2 separate regions of the Homo sapiens genome follow, and region 2 is linked to region 1. A link is a loop called in an ENCODE intact Hi-C map of the cell type or tissue named here. Cell type or tissue: HCT116. All regions are shown on one strand. Each heading gives the region's core, and the rest is flanking DNA. Links, peaks and the distances in the headings are about the cores only. Region 1 has its middle 39 kb from the start of LINC02565. Region 2 holds the start of ONECUT2 (one cut homeobox 2).

Region 1 (5,368 bases), core at 192-5,191:
GCTGCTGTGAGCCATGATCACACCACTGTACTCTAGTCTGGGCAACAAAGCAAGACCCTGTCTCAAAAAAAAGGAAGAAAAAAGAATACAATGAACAGGTTTTCTTTTGAAGTGACGGAAATGTTTTGGATCTAAATGTGTTAGTTGCGCAACAATATAAATGTACTAAATGCCACCAAATTGTATACTTTAAAATGGTTCAATTTACGTTCCGTGAATGTTCATGCTGATAGAAAAAATCATTACAAAAAGAATATGATGAGAATTAATTATGTCAGAACCCATTATTAATTGTACACAAATAAGTCCACCTGAACAGCATTAACCCCTAAGGCCAACGTTACTAATTCAGTCCCCCAAAATCATGGTGGTCTGCTGCACGACACTGGGTAAATAAGGCTCAATGTGTTGGCTTTCATCTCTTCATTTTAAGCCCAGCACTGTTGTTTCCACGGTACTGTAATGTCAGGGAATTATATTTAAGCCATTCTTAACTCCTCCAGCCCACATTGATCTTTCCCTTCTCTGAAACTCCAGCACTTATAACCTAAACTAGATGATTTAGAACTTAATTACGTTCTATCTTGTGCAGTTCTTTAATTGTTTGATGTAGGATAATCTTGTCTTACGATAAGACTGTAAGAACTTTGAAGTTAGAGACTCTTGTGTTAAATTTATTTATTAATGCATTCATTCATGAATACATCTAAAACCACTTTTCACCACCTATTGTGTGCCAGGTGCTTAGAGAACAAGACACATCACCCAACAACAAGGAGCTTGGTGTCTGTGAAATCTCCTCTGTGCCTGGCATGATGAAGGAGCATGGTACTTCAGCATCCAGCCTTAAAACTGAAAGACTTTGTCTCACTACAGATTCTCTTTTCTTGGGTTCCCTATTTCAGGTCTCAGTGAGAACATCAACTTTCCTTCTCAATCGCTTTTCCATGGCCCTTCTTTTCTTCATTCCCTCTGATGCTCCCTGGTGGGAGCTTTGCAGGAGCTTTCAGACAGATCTCCCTGCTTGTCCACCCACTGCTAACTCCACCTCCCTATTGCAACAAGAAAGATCTTTCTCAAACTGTGCTGTGAGTCTATCACTCCCTTATTATAAAACTTCCCACTGGTTTCTCTGTGTGCTTAAGAGAGATGAAGCCCAACCCTCTGTCAGGCTTGCAACACCCTTTGTTTTTGCACCCTTCTGATTTATCCAGCCTCATCTTTCCCTGTTTCCCCCATCATCCATCATCCAAGCTCCAGCCATCCTAAACTTTCTGCAGTTCCTCATCCTATGCCCAGCCTCTGATCCTTTGCACATGTTCTTCCTTCTTCCTGCAGCGCCTTCCTTTCTCCCCTATCTCCTCTGCCTGCTAACTAACTCCAGCTCATTTTATTGGTTTTAGCTTGGACATCACTTCTTGCTCACTGGCCTCTCTCAGGAGCTCGGAAGTCCTTCTGCATTTTCAGCTTCCCATGCCAACACCTTTATCATACTGCATTAGAATGTTCTGTTTCCTTGTCCATATCTCCTTTCATCTTCTATACCAATTGTTCCATGAGGGCAAGGACTAGGTCAGCTCGTTTATGGCTGTCATCCCACAGTCTAGCATATAATAGATGCCCAGTGAACATCTGTTGAAGTAACTGAATTTGATTATATTGAAGATATGATTGCACTAAAGAAAAAAGATACTAATTGTGTCAGAAGCATTTTGAACCAGTGTGACTCCATCTTGTATAGGGGCTGGGTGAAATAAGGCTGAGACCTACTGGACTGCATTCCCAGGAGATTAGGCATTCTAAGTCACAGGATAAGATAGGAGGTTGGCAGTGAGGGTGACCAGAGGTCACTTTCATCACCATCTTGGTTTTGGTGGGCTTTGGCCAGCATCTTTACCACATCCTGTTTTATTAGCAGGGTCTTTGTGACCTGTATTTTGTGCCAGCTCAGACTGCAGTGAAACTGCTGATTTTCCCTTACACGGTTGCCTGGTGGGTTGCAAGTGAGAAATCCAAGATCAGGCTCCAGGAGGGTGTGGTGGAAACCACAGAAAAAGCCTGGAGCCTTTGCACAGGCCAGGGAAGAGTGAGGAGGGGAAGGCACTGAGATTGGGGTGGAGTACCCAAGGAAAAGTCAAAGGTCAAAGTCCTCTCTTTCACTCTGTGATATCTAGTCCTGATCACTCACAGAAGTCTATTGAACTCAGTGACACTTTGTGCAGTGTCTGCCCTGCCCTCAGGTAATCATGGGAAAACCCCCAAATTCCCTCTCAGGTTTGGTATTTTATGGAATGCTAAATACCAAGGCTGAAGATTTTCGCATAGGATTGTAGGCAGGATAAAATTCTGAACTCAGGGTTCAGGACTCCCCTCATAGTACAGACCCTGGGGCAAAAGAATGTCACAGGACTCGCTCTTGGCACAAAGAAGGTTGATTTTCTTCATCATGAGAAGCTACACTTTGCCCAGTGCGGAGGAAAGGCTTGCAGACACTCCCTCGGCGCCTGCTGGTCCTGGCTAGGAGGAAGATGAGTCATTGTGCATTTTTCCCTGAGCTGGAGGCGGAGCTGACTGAGCAGTCCCAGCTCCCGCACAGCTTTCAGAAGGGGGACCTGCACACATCCTGCCAGCTTAGCCCCTTAATCACCTAAGGGATGTCTTAAGGTCTAGCTTGTTAATGCCCGCTCTTTCCTATTCCAAATTATTGCCTACCTCTGTTTTCTTGGTTTTGGTCCTGCAAAGTCAGGGGTTTGTCACCAAGGGACTGTCAGCAGGGAGTGTGGCCTCAGTGAGTTGCAGATTCACTTAGGGATGTCCCCAGCCCTCAGAAGTGAGATAAAGAGCAGCCCTAAGCGCTTCTCCTGCCGCTTCTCCACCTCCCCGACTAGTAAATTGCTCAGAGGAGAGATCAATGGGTCCGAGAGAAATTTCATTTCTCTTCCTCCCTCCGTGGGGTGTCTTTGCTGCCGCATCCTCCCGGCTGTAAATGCAATTCAGGAACTGGCTACAGTGAGCGGTGGGTGTGAGAGAAGGAACTCTCAGCATGAGCCAGAAGGGGTTTTCTTTTACCTTTGTCAGCATTGCACCTAATGATACCACGATGTGCCATTTTACATCACGGCATGTCAGAAATCAATGGGCCACCTGGGCGGTTGGCAGGTGGGGAGACAGAAACAGAGACCGCATCTTGGCAAGCTGGGGGAAAATGAAAGCTTGACTCGGCTGTGCCAGGGGCCAGGCCTTTTTGCTTTAAATCTCTCTTATCGTAGCCCCACAACACAGGAAGAAATGCTTATCTGCTTAATGCTTGCTTTCCCCCACCAAGTGGTAAACTGCAAGAGGATAGAGACTGTAAATAAATGAATGAATGAAAGAGATAGCAATGGGGAGAGATGTAGGACATGAGGGTCCAGTTCATTTCATGTCGTGTAAACAGAAATAATTATTTTAATTTTCAATATACTTACATGGCAACTAAACTTCTTACCATAAAAAATAAAGTGATATCTGTACAAAACATAAACCATTAAGTCCATGAATAATTCAGTCTGTCTTGGGATGATTTGTCTGTGCATTGGAAATTTGGATTAACTGCCTTCATGCCCAAACTGACTGCAATGGCTTTGTATTTTGATCTCATATACATGTTGCTTCTGGGTTAAGTAGATACATCTTGGATAGGACTGTTCATTCTCAGAAATAAACTCCTGATCTCAATCATTTAGAGAAAAACGCTTGGAGACGGTTCAGTCCTGCTCAAGAGTAGCCCTGCCACATCAAACTTCCAGGAATGCCAAGTGGGTCGGTATAAAGATTTGATCCTGTTGCGAATTGGAGCTGGTCCTGTACAAACAGTATGGCTAACTACTGCACAAGCCCACCAGACCACCACTGGTCTCCAAATCTCAGCTTTTCTCGGGCTCCTGCACACTCACCACACCATCTGCTCTTTCCTTCTGAGTTGAGTCACCTGCTGACCCGATGCATGGAGATTGGACCAAGTTCCCATGAATTATTTTCACCACGTGGTGAAAATATTTTCAGGAATGGGCACAACACTTTTTTGTGATTGTTCAGCTTCTTTGCACAGGGCATTTTGACAGATTTGTGGTTCTTTTTTTATCTGCTATATTTCTGCTCAAGAAAGAAACATTAAAACTGTCACATGGCCACTGAGTAGCAAAGAGCCCTCGTAGACTCCTTTTCTTCCTATCCAATCTTGCACCCTCACCCTCCTGCCAACCCCTTCCTGCCTCACCTCTCCTGGGGATGAACAATGGCATGGCCCTTGCAGAGGTGGTCAGGCACCCTTAGGGGGTTACCCAAATGAATCCCAAAGGTTCTACTTGCCCCATGTGCCAGCCATGGAGCCTGGACTCTTATTTTGAGATTCATTCCTCCATCACTGGTAGAGTTCAGGGTCTCTAGCATGGTTCTGTTATATCTTCCAGGGAACAGCTCAGCCACTTGCCTTCCAAAGTGACAGCCCATGGAGGAATGGGCATGAACTTTAGGGAGAATGGGTAATAAGAAAGAGGCTTGCCAGGAAGACCAGGGCTGTGGGCAGTGGTGGGGGGGCAGCTGGAAAAGAAAGAAGGCAACAGGTACTACAAGGAAGAATGGAAGAGTAGCCACAAGAGTGCCTTCCTCCTTCAGAGAGGACCACAGCATGCCTGGGGACAGGTCGCCTGAGCCCCAGGCGGTGGCCCAGCAGTTGACACTCCCTGGATCAGCTGGAAGAGTTCAAGTTCAAGGTTGTTATACAAACAAGCAGCTCCTGCTGCCTAGACTATCCCGCCTCCCATCAGTACTGCTCCTGAGCTCACCCCAGGATGACACAGACACACCTTTTAGATGCCACGTGTCACACCACTTCCTGTTTGGCTCAAGTTCCCTCCTTTATCCTCTTTGCCCTGAGATTTATTATTGTGCAGCGATCGCGTTGAATTGCATTCAAAATCAATTAGCACAGGTACTCAAAGATGAATGCTTAGGCTCTGAAGAAAGGTGATGAAAACATACCATTTAAATAGAAATCAATTTTCCTTTCATGTATTTCTTCCTTGCTGCTGCCCAAAATTAATAGTTTTTGGACATTTTTGTGTAAAGGGAAGACGTCTTTCACATAAACCATTTCCGCACTACCTCCTCTTGCCTCCCTTGGCTTCCACTGTAAGGCATATTCCCAGCTGGTAATATTACTGCATTAACTGTCTCCACGGTGATATTTAATGCAATGGTCATTTGAATAAGCTCAGCAGCACAAGGTGCTGGGTCAGCCTGGGAAAAAGGCCTTTGGACTTCTTGCATTGTGTCAACAGCAGGTAGATGGTTTGGGAGGCAGTCACTCCATTCCCACAACATCCAA
Region 2 (5,368 bases), core at 64-5,063, 230 kb before region 1:
ACCTGCCTCTGTTGTGACCTCGCCTAAGGGTGAGCTTTGCCGGCGCTGGCCAAATCAGACCTCTTCATTCTGAGCCCCCTAAACCCCGGCCTGCTTGGCTGTTTGGCAGGACCCGGGGGCGGGGCCAAAATGAGAGAGAAAGGGAACCTATAACCTATGAGAGAAAGAGAAGAGGCAGGTTTGGCGGGAGGGGGGCAGGGACGGTGTCTTCCAGGCACCGGTCTGAGAGTCCGGCCGAGCCGCCTGCGGAGCGGCTGGGCTTGTTAAACCCCCGGGGCCCAACGGCGAGGGCCCTCTGCGGCGTACCGGCGGGGATTCCGATCGATACTCCGGGCGGAGAAAGCCTCCGCTTTTCTTCTCCATTTGCTCCTGTCCCCTAGCGCTCCGAGCACATAATACCTACTTACCAGTCCCAGCTTCTGCATCAGTGTCTGAAGAGACTGATCTACTGACCCCAAACTGAAAAGCCTCCTATGTAATAATAACCACTCAACACACTTGTAGTTGCTGATAAAATGGCCAGATAAAAAGGCTAAAGCTCTTGTCCCTTTTCAACCCAGGGTAATAAAACAGACACACATTTGAATGCTCGAGCAAAGCGGGGTCCTCAGCAGGCCTTTTCCACTCGCTGGAGGAGGCATTCTGTCTCCCACGAAGGCAGCTTCAGCGATCCTCTGCGGAAAATCTAGCAGCGTGGGCAGTGCTGTCCCGGGCCTGTCCCTGCAGACTTGCACCATGGGCGCGGGTGGGGCTGAGGACCCCCGGGATGCCACGCTTTCTCATCTCAGCAACGCTTGGGATCATTTTAAAAGCTGAAACTCGCTAATAGGCGAAGCATTACTTTCCTCATCACTTTCAGACCTATATGGGCAGAAGGCACGTGTTTTTTAAAAGCTGTGTTCTTTGCGCGACCGGCATGAGGGGGCGGCAGCGCTCTGAGATGAGCAGGAGAATAGCTGTCATCCTGCCTTTAACTGTACCCCTAAGACCAGCTGCCAAGTTCCTTCTGGTCCCCGGTGCCCAAGAAGCCGGCGGGTACTAAAACCCACCAGAGACAGCCTGGGACATTCGGGGGGATCTATGACAAAATGTTAAGAACTGTCAGCCAGTCTCCAGTTCATTTCCCGCCGCTATTATTATCGCTCTCTACTGGCTGCTTTATCTTGCCCCGAACCAACAGCAAATCAGAGAAAACTGTAGGAGAGGATGAAAAATAAACTAAAGGAGAAAGATTACATAAATTTCTAAATCCACTCAAAGTATCCGGAGTCCGCCGATTTGGGGGAGGCTCTTTGCAGGGAAACCTAGTTTTCTTTACCTTCTTAGATCAACACTGCGGGGCGATTACCGACTGGGAATAGGAATCCACCAGCAGACGGCAAAGGAAAATGCTGTCAAAGCGGAAACTCCCCCTCCCCAAGCCCGGGTGAACCTGCTGCCTGTCACATTCCCCAGCCCTGTCGGGCGTTGGTCGAGTGCACCCCACAAGCTGGGCTCAGCGGTGCGAGGAAAGCCCGGGGGATCGGGGGTGGAAACCTGAGCTCGCAGCTCCGGAAGCGAGCTGTGCGAGGCTGGCTCGGAACCGCGCGCATCCCAAGACCCGCGCTATGCAAATCATCGCCACCACGAATTGTTCCCCTAGACCGCCCGCCGATCCTGAAAGATACCCCCCTCCACCCGATCCATGGGAAGTCGCCCACCCTGGCTTGCCATAGGGTATAGTGTGTCCTTCCCAGCGGGGGACCTGGACATTTTGCCCCTCTGGGCCCGTGGCTTGCTCCTAGGGGCAGCGCAGTCGCCACGCACACCGCGCGGGGTCCGTGCGCACAAAAGCGCGCAACTGCGTGCCAGTCGCAGTAACTACTGCATCTTTCCCTCTAGCTCGCGCACCCGCCGCCCACACAGGAGGTTTCTGTGCTCCTAGAACAATAGAGGGCTGTACCTCGCAGCTTGGCCGCTAGAGGAGGCACAAAGAGCCGAGCCGGCTCCAGAACAATGTAACCCGCGCCTCTACCCGTCCCCTCCCGCGGGCCGCCAGTCCTCCCCGCGGTCGCCAGGCGCGCACAATCAGCGCCCGCTTAATGCAAAGGCGGAGCCTGCAGCCGGCGGCAGGGATGCATTAACTAACCTGAATTTTTAATTTCTCAGCACCTCTTCCTGCGAGTGCTCAGGGTCTCCCGGAGCCCCGGCAAATCCTGGCAAATCCCAGCAAACGCTGGGACCGGGGCAAGGACGGCCGGTGAGCAAGGCAAAGCGCTTTCCACCTCAGTCTCTTCTCCCACGTCCTCCCAAAGCGGTGAATGTGACCTTCTCAACCTTACACCCTGCCCTCGCTGTAGGTAGTGACATTGGAGCTGGCCCGAGCCCCTCAAGCCCGGTCAGAAAGTCCCTGCGCCAACGCCAAGGCCAGAGATGGGCTCCAGGAGCGCTGTTGTATCCTGGCCGCCGGTTCCCCGCGGGGGCAAGGCTGTGCCTTCAGCCAATGACCAAATAAGTTTGCCTATATGGTGGGTGGGAGAGTAGAGAGCTCTTTTCCCTCTGCAGAGCAAAGCCTCTCAACTGCCTCTGCACAGGGAGACTAGTCAGCCCGGAAAATTGAAATGTGTTGTCTAAAAGAGACTTGAAGTGCATGGGGTTTTGAATAAGGGCAGGTCCTGGTTTCTGTGGGTCTTGGAAAGACAGGGCTCCTAGAGGAAAACGCACACCCCCATCCCGCCTCCCAGTACCTGGGAAGATCGGAAATAGGGCAAAGGTTGGCACATTGAGGGGAGGGCGAATGAAATGGGGGGGGGTCGGTCAATGAAAGCTCAGGGACAAGGAGAGAGTAAGAAAGAAAAAGAAAAGGGAGAAGGGAAAGTAGGGGAAGAGCGGAAGAGAAAGAGAAAATGGAAGAAGAAATAAAAACGAGAAGAAAGAGGACGTGTATAGGAAAGAGAAGGAAAGAATCAAGAGAAGTGACTCGGCGCGCAGACTTGGGCCACAAGCACCGGACCCGGAGCCCTCTTCCCAGCAGCCTGGCCCCTGGCTAGCCCCGGCCTTACCTGCCAGGCGTAAGGCGGACATGCGCTGGAACTCGGGCTCCTGAAGCCACTTCCACATCCTGCGGAAGGTCTCCCTGCCAGATTTGAGTTTACTCCACGGTTTTGGATTCCGGAGCAGGTCGGAGAGAGTCCCCTGAGACCGGCACAGCACCCTCTGCGCAAAGATCGCCTGGGGGATACTGTAGCGCTTCAGCTCCGCTGTGATGCGCTGGGCCACCTCTTTGGTGTTGATTTCTTCCAGCTGGCCCGACGTGGCCACCTGCGAGCCCGATGAGGACGAGGGTGGCCGCTCGCGACTGGGTGCCAGCACCGGCCCGTGAGACTGAGTGTGGCCCGGGTGGTGCAGGCCGTTCAGGTGCGACATCATGGCCGCAGGTGGGGTGCCCAGGCCGCGGGACAGGTGTTGCTCACCGCGGGTCAGCATGGCAGTGTGGTGCGCGTCGAAGTTGGGGCTGAGCATTTTGTCGTGGCCCGGCGGACCGTAGTTGGGCAGACTCTGCTGCGCGTTGTGGAGGCCGCCTAGCCCGTTGCCCAGCGGCGTGGCGGCCAGCGGGGACAGGCTCTGGCTCATGCCGGGCATCTCCTTGTAGGGACTGTAGAGGTTGTTCATGGCCGGGAGCCCGCGCTCGTCGCGCATGAGGGTGAAGCTGCCGCTGACGTTGCCGGACAGGCGCTGGTGGTGGTGGTGGTGGTGGTGGTGCGGATGGTGGTGCGGGTGAGGGTGGTGGAACTTGTCAGACACGGTGGAGATGGGTGGCAGCGGCTGGAGCGGTGTCAGCGTGGTGTAGGTGTTGCTCATGCCCATGCCAGGCGGAGACGAGTCGCAGGACATGCTCATGGCGTGGTGCAGCGGGATGGAGAGCTCGGGCCGGTAGTCGCCGCCGTCCAGGATCGAGGCCATGCTGGTGACCATGGCCGAGCGCGACGCCGCCGCTGCCGCCGCTGCCGCCGTGCCCAGCTCCTGGTGCGCGGTTGGAGGCGGCGGAGGGCCCCGCAGCGAGCCAGCGGCGCCGCGGCCCGCGTGGTGGGGGCTGGGGCTGGCCAGCAGCTCCTGCTCATGGCCCGGGCCCCCGCCGCCGCCCCCGCCGCCCCCGCCGCCGCCCCCGCCACTGCCGCCGCCGGCCGGCCCGTGCAAAGTGCCCAGACTTTCCATTGTCAGCTCCGGGTTCATGGCGCAGCCTTCTAGGTCTTTGGTGAGGCATCGATAGGCGGTGTAGGCAGCCTTCATTCAGTCCATCAGGGCCCGGGGGCGGCGGGGGCGGCGGGGGCGGCCGGCGGGCGGGCAAGGCGCGCGTGGCGGGGCTCGGCTGCGGGAGTGGGGGCGGGCGCGGGAGTGAGTGGAGAGGAGTGCGCGTGCGGGTGTGCGCCCCGGGCTGCGGGCGGGCTCGCCCGGGGTGGGGGCGGGGTGGGGGCGGACGGGGCGTGCGTGCGGGAGAGGGGAGGGGACGGGGAGGGAGGGAGGGATCACCGGGCCCCGCCGCTCGGGCCGGCTCGCAGCCTCGCCATGTCCGAGCCCGCTCCGGCGCCGACGTCTTCTGTTTGGGTGAGCGGGAGCTGTCCAGAAGGGCTCTGCCGCTCGCCGGGGCAGCCAACCTACCCTCCCGGACCTGGGGCGGGGCCACGCCCGACGGGCGCCAAGCGCAACCACTCCGAGGCCGCAGCTGCCCCGGGAGGCGGGCCTTCCACGGGAAGCTACCAGTGGCTGTGGAGGGGGCGGGGCCGCACTTTTCAGGTTTGGCTGACGGCTCGGTGCCTTTTTTACCTCCTTTGCTACTGGAATCAAACGTCAAGGAGAGGGAGGGAGGAGAAGGTGGGGGGGTCGCTGGGGAGAGGGAGGCTGGAGTGCGAGCGAGCGAGAGAGATTCGGTGAAAGATGCCGTGCTGTGTCCCCCCTGAGCAGCTGCGATCTGGGGGAAGGGGCATTGCTTCAATCGCCTTCGCCTCACCCCAAAGCTTTCCTGGAGGCGAGTAAGCCGGGAGCAAAAGACTCCGCTATGTGCCAGTATAGACAAACACTCGTCACTAACAAGCCACTTACCGAGAGTCCCTAGCTGGGAGCCAATAGTTTAGCCTTTTAAAATGCAGGCGCTAATGTATTCTAATGCATGGTAAATTCCCGAGGCCGGGACATGCATAATCTACGCGGTCAGAGCAACTGTAGTGCCCTCGTCGCCAGCGAGCTGCGGCCGGCCGGCGGCCCACGGGCGGCGCGGGCAGCAGTAATGCATGCAAAGTTAACACAATAACATCATTTAATTACCCGGTGAGCCCATAAATCTCAGTTATGAGGCTTCCGAAGAGCCCTGCTAGATTGCAAAACAAAACTA

What was found. A loop is a pair of places that touch in the nucleus more often than their neighbours do. Peaks named below come from ENCODE experiments on the same cell type or tissue, not always from the same donor. Only the 100,000 strongest peaks of a DNase experiment are listed, where the experiment ranks them.
Region 2: it touches region 1 in a loop (3-fold over the local background); 3 of 110 quality-filtered maps call a loop at or near these places.

What each region holds. Positions count from the first base shown.
Region 1 is chr18:57,207,658-57,213,025 of GRCh38, reverse strand. No RefSeq gene overlaps it. Among named protein-coding and RNA genes, the nearest start is that of LINC02565, 39 kb to the right of the region's middle. RefSeq lists enhancers at 2,950-3,059, 1,988-3,187. In HCT116, for the core only: no CTCF peak of the experiment used is centred there; DNase peaks (open chromatin) are centred at 2,212 and 2,575; H3K4me3 peaks cover 1,231 bases; H3K27ac peaks cover 543 bases.
Region 2 is chr18:57,434,618-57,439,985 of GRCh38, reverse strand. ONECUT2 (one cut homeobox 2) reads right to left here and starts at 4,612. Exons shown (of 2, transcript NM_004852.3): 1 at 3,042-4,612. The coding sequence starts at 4,269. RefSeq lists enhancers at 344-1,099, 1,856-2,611, 4,726-5,305, 5,306-5,368 and a silencer at 4,683-4,732. In HCT116, for the core only: a CTCF peak has its summit at 1,965; DNase peaks (open chromatin) are centred at 1,985, 4,705 and 5,015; H3K4me3 peaks cover 1,039 bases.